Linked DNA regions of Mus musculus: region 2 is linked to region 1. The links are chromatin loops, found by intact Hi-C in ENCODE. Cell type or tissue: left cerebral cortex. All regions are shown on one strand.

What was found. Hi-C counts contacts between places; a loop is a spot of excess contacts. Peaks named below come from ENCODE experiments on the same cell type or tissue, not always from the same donor. Only the 100,000 strongest peaks of a DNase experiment are listed, where the experiment ranks them.
Region 2: it touches region 1 in a loop (7-fold over the local background); 4 of 42 quality-filtered maps call a loop at or near these places.

The regions. Positions count from the first base shown.
Region 1 is chr17:25,555,692-25,558,191 of GRCm38, reverse strand. No RefSeq gene overlaps it. Among named protein-coding and RNA genes, the nearest start is that of Sox8, 14 kb to the left of the region's middle. In left cerebral cortex, a CTCF peak has its summit at 1,431 (motif pointing left); DNase peaks (open chromatin) are centred at 541, 1,514 and 1,791; H3K4me3 peaks cover 390 bases; H3K27ac peaks cover 2,352 bases.
Region 2 is chr17:25,633,013-25,635,512 of GRCm38, reverse strand. The region is part of intron 5 of Lmf1 (lipase maturation factor 1); the gene reads right to left. Among named protein-coding and RNA genes, the nearest start is that of Lmf1, 55 kb to the right of the region's middle. In left cerebral cortex, no CTCF peak of the experiment used is centred here; DNase peaks (open chromatin) are centred at 714 and 1,209; H3K27ac peaks cover 781 bases.

The DNA of each region.
Region 1 (2,500 bases):
GGTGCTACTCATGGCAAGCGGTCCTGAGTTGAATTTAAAAAGCAGGCTGGCCGGGCGGTGGTGGCACACGCCTTTAATCCCAGCACTCGGGAGGCAGAGGCAGGTGGATTTCTGAGTTCAAGGCTAGCCTGGTCTACAGAATGAGTTCCAGGACAGCCAGGGCTATACAGAGAAACCCTGTCTTGAAAAACAAAAACAACAACAACAACAAAAAAGAAATAACTTAAAAAGCAGGCTGAGTGGGTCACAAGGAAGGAGCCTGTAAGTTAAGCAACATTTCTTCATGGCCTCTGCTTCAGCTCCTGTCTCCAGGTACCTGCTTCCAGGTTCCCGCCCTGCCTTCCCTTCGTGGTGGGCTGTAAGATGAAATAAACCCTTTTCTCCCCAAGCTGCTTTTGGTCATGGTGTTTATCATAATAATATATAACAAACTAGAACAGGAAAGGAAGCGAAGAAGGCCTGGCAGGTGTCTGTCATCTGAGGCGAGCTCTGTGCTGGGACACAGGTGGCATCCATATCCCATAATATGTATATGGGATGACCTGCTTAGCTGGCACATTGCCAAGATGTTTAATACAAAAGAGTCGGTGACAGCCATGAGCTACCAAGAAATTATGGAGGGTTCTGCCAAACCCCTTTCCTTTATAAAGACATGCCACCAGCCCTTTCAGGCAAGTTTAGACGACAAAAACAAACAAACAAACAAACAAACAAACATGGCCGGGAAGATGCCTCCATGAATTAGATGTTTGTCACACAGGCATGAAAATCAGAATTCAGATCTCTAGGACCTACACAAAGCCTGGTACAGTAGCATGTGTTAGGAGGAGACCTTGCCTCAAACAAGGCAGAAAATGAGGAGGAACATCTTAGGATGTTCCACATGGGCAGGGATGAGGGCGAGCAGAGAGAGCCTCCTCCTCCGGGCAGGATGTAATGTGGTGAAATCGTTTCTAAGCGACCTTGTGCTCTAACAATATCACTCCCAGTTGAAATGTGTGCCTGTGTTCACAAGAAGGTTCCTTGCGGATGTCCTTGGGCTCCTTCCCCCTCCAGCATGCCTGTCTCCCCTTGGCAGGACGGCCTTAAAAGGACTATGCTGAGACCCTGAGCATCTCTCTGTCCCCTGAGCCCTGACAGAAAGGCCTGTGTGCCACCTTATGAAAACACCCTTGTTCATGAGGCTTCCTCAAATGCAGACCTCTGGACATGCATCTGGTAGCTGTCCTCCTCCGTGTCCAGGTGCAAGAGGCAGCTAGGACTGGCGGGCGCTGCAGGGATAGGGCGCTGCAGAGACGGGACACTAAGCAGCCAGAGCAGGAAGCTGCCGGCTAGGGCATTTCCTTTCATTAAACACCATTCCCTGCTTCCCCAGCCTCAGGCGAGAATGGATGTCACAGGCAGCCCTCTGCAGGCCCAGGCTGAGCGAGGCATTTTTCATCTCCTCAGGAATGCATGGGGTGTCGGGGGAGTTAGCGGTTCTGTCGCCAGAGGAAGACAGAAACTGTAACGGTGGCGGCAGAGGTGGGCGTCCTGCGCCCATCTGGCAGAAAAGTCATACTGTGAAGCAGGGACCGAGCCAGCTCTGTCTCCTTTGAAAAGGAGACAAATTACACTTCAATTATTTGATAGGGTCTCGCAGCCCCCGCCCCCGCCTCCCGTTCCGCACACCCTGGAGATTTTGGAGGAGCTGACTCCCCTCAAAGAGGGCGCCCGCCCTGTCACCTGTTCCTCCCATACTCGAGCTAATTCCGCAGGGCCCGTGGGAGGCAGCGGGCGCGCAGATCTACGTGTGGGCGCTGCCGCTCCCTGCCTCAGTGTCTTTGTGCCTTCTGGTTACAAAACAGGCTGAGCGGGCTCATTTGCATGAAGCCCGAGGAGCCGACTATGAATCCTCCTTGGTTCTTAGTCTGTGAAGCTGGAGTCTTCAGGCTGCACCCCCCAACCCCCGGGGGATCTGTGGGAGCTAGAGTTTAGCTGCAAGGGTAGATGGACGGAGTTCTTTTCTGTGAACTAGGGCTGGGCATCCACGGAACAGCTCAGACAGAGTTCTCAGCTTAGGAAGTGGGCATCAAGTAACCCTGCTTGAGGCAACCAGAGGGAGACTGTCCACAGCGAAATGATAGTCTTAGCCCAACCACAGCTCTGAGCAAGCCGCTCAGATTGGCTGAGCCCTGACAAGTCGTGGAGAGTGGACAGCACTAGGAAACAGAGCAAAGAGTGTGCTAAGTACTGAGCTACTGAGCAGGGCTCACCGGGACCTAAGGGTTCAAATCATGACTCCTGCCTCCTCCCACGAGCAGCAGCAGCGTAAGTCCTGTGGGTCCTTGCCAGGAGCACAGAGGAAAACATTGCTGTCTTCCTGGCCCCAGGGTTCAGGACAAGGCCTGGGGACAGAGTGCAGAATGCCCTTCTCAGAGAACCCTTATAAGTGACAAGCCAGATGTGAGTCCTGAGGCTAAAAGGTAGATACAGAGTGAACCAAACATGTGCTGGACCC
Region 2 (2,500 bases), 77 kb before region 1:
CCAATAATAGGAGCTGAAAGTGATTTATTTCCTTGGATTAAAGGTCAGCTCGGCAAAGCAACAGTGCAAACTCCTATTACCTCATTCATGTTGCCCTGAGCAAGGCGCTGAAAGGGCGGGCAGGGTGATGGGGGGTGGGGGAAAAATTAGAGAATGGGGGGGGGCAAGGGGAAGGAAGGCAGAGACAGAGAGAGGGAGAGACAGATAAAAGGGGAGAAGGAGAACGAGAAGACAGGAGAGGAAGAGAGAAAGAGAGAAAGGGAGAGAGGTGTAAGGGATAGAGAGAGGGAGAGAGGCGGGTACAGCCCTCTGTGGGCAGTTTGGCTCTTAGGCTACCAAACATCTAACGCTCAGGGAAACAAAAGGCAGCCATCCTTGATAGTACTTTGTTATAGAATGAAGCTTTCTCTACGAGTGATATACCCGACAACAGGAGGTGTCAAGGTCTGAATGTGAGGGATGGCAGCATCTGCTGTTGAGGGTTTGGAATCATTCACTGGTCAGAGGCAAACACACAAACATGAAACACTCCCTGCTGCACTATGGTCACTGCACTTCAGACTGTGGTACCCAGTTGCTATGGGTGATCTGTATTTGTCTCCATCAGCAAGTGCTGTGGGCCATGGCATCTCACAGCACTCTCTGGATGCTGCGCACAGTGGACTGTGACTGTCATGCTGTGGACAAAGCCCCGAGCTTCTTGGCAGATGGTGTCCAGCAGAGGACATGTTGGGAGAGGCTGTATGACATCAACACAGAGCTGAGCACCGGGCCTGCACAATGGTCATCAGTGATCGCGTGAGCCACATTTGAAGAGAGCACTGCAGTAAGCAGCAGGGCCCAGAAACCCACTCATCTCTTCCAGGCACAGAATACAAGACCTGTGAAGTCACATTGTATGTAGTCCCCCCTCCAGGGACTGGTGTCTGATATCACGCAGAAGACCATGTAGAGAGTCTCATGGGTGGCGTGGCTGCTAGTGGGCTGGGCTTGGAGCTAGGACATCACGATATGGAAAGAATATGAAGATCATCAGCTTCAGGGCCTTTCAACCTTACCGTGGTGTATGAGTGACAGAAGCTCAGCAGAAGCCATTCCCTGGGAGTTTCCTGGGCTGGCCATGCATGATCCTCATGGTGTGAACTCCAGCACATGGTCAGCTGTAACTCAGGAACCACTGGCGCTCTCCAATGTGTTGTGCTACGTGGCTGGCTGGCTGTAATACTACGCTTCCAACAGCCATAGCCAAGGAGCGTCTATACTTGGCCTTTGTCCAGACTCTGGGCGCACGGCTCCTGGCAGGCTGGCCCTGGGGGAAGTATTCTGTTTTCCACAATAAGTCCGTGCTGGGGATGCCTCTCCTGGGTGAGCTTGGTCAGAGATACCTGGCATGAGCGTTCTGCTTACCAGACCCCAGGGCCGGTGCTGATGCTGGCTATCTATGGTCGTGCCCACATGGCGAATCACTCCAACTCAGACCAAGACACTCAAGCTTCAGGACTTAATGATGGGGAGCCAGAGAGACCACATATCTTTCTTTGGCCTATTGTGTATACTTCACAACAAACAAATCTCAACGAAATGTCCCCAAGTTCTAGTCTACCTGTCATTTGACTGAACATGGCTGTGGGAACCCCAGCTTATAGCCAAACTGGACAGACAGTGTGGAGCACCTGGGACACCTGTGTCTCTGGATGCTGTTAGGTTGAGACTGTGGTCTCTTAGAGCTCAAGGGCCACAGTTTAACCCATCCATAAGCATCGATTCCACAAGGCCGGGCCTGGCATCGGCCTGCCCCACAAGCACAGCTGTACCCTCTCTGCCTGCCCATGTCCCTGCAGGGCTGAGATGGAGGACTTGCCCCTGACATGTTTTGCCTGAAGCCGACCAGGGCTTCCCTCTCCATCCTGCACTGCTGCCTGTGACTTGTGTCACCAAAATCACAGGTACAGATACCCACATGGACAGTCATCACAAATGAGGCAAGGTACTGTGTGGGTGGCGCATTGAGGAGCGAGCACCCCACCCTGTGCTGAGGGCCTTCTTCCCACTACCCCTTCCCTCCCAGCCCAGGTCAGTTGGGTCTGGCTCTGTCCCAAGGCCAGTCATGCCAGCTCTGGTCTAGGAGTCAGTTGCCCCTTCCTTGATACGGGGGCCTGGACAGGCACTCTCTTCAAGCACACTGTTACATGACTAGGCCAGTCTTTAACCAGGAAGAGCTAGATTTTGGATCATTTCTACTATCTGCAGGCTGGCTAGTGGCATATCCTGTCCACTGACCACACTTGAACAGAGCACCACTGTAGCATCAAACTGACCCATAAGATGAAGGCACTGCCTTCACCCACCTGGCCGATAGGCTCAGGAACCTTCACAGTTGACCTTCCCTGCTGGGTCAGTGCAGCAGTGGCCATGTGCTTCTATGGATGGGATGCGATCCCTGTCTCACATGTGCTTGGCCAGGCCCTCGGGAAGGGGACAGGGATCCAGCGATGCTTCA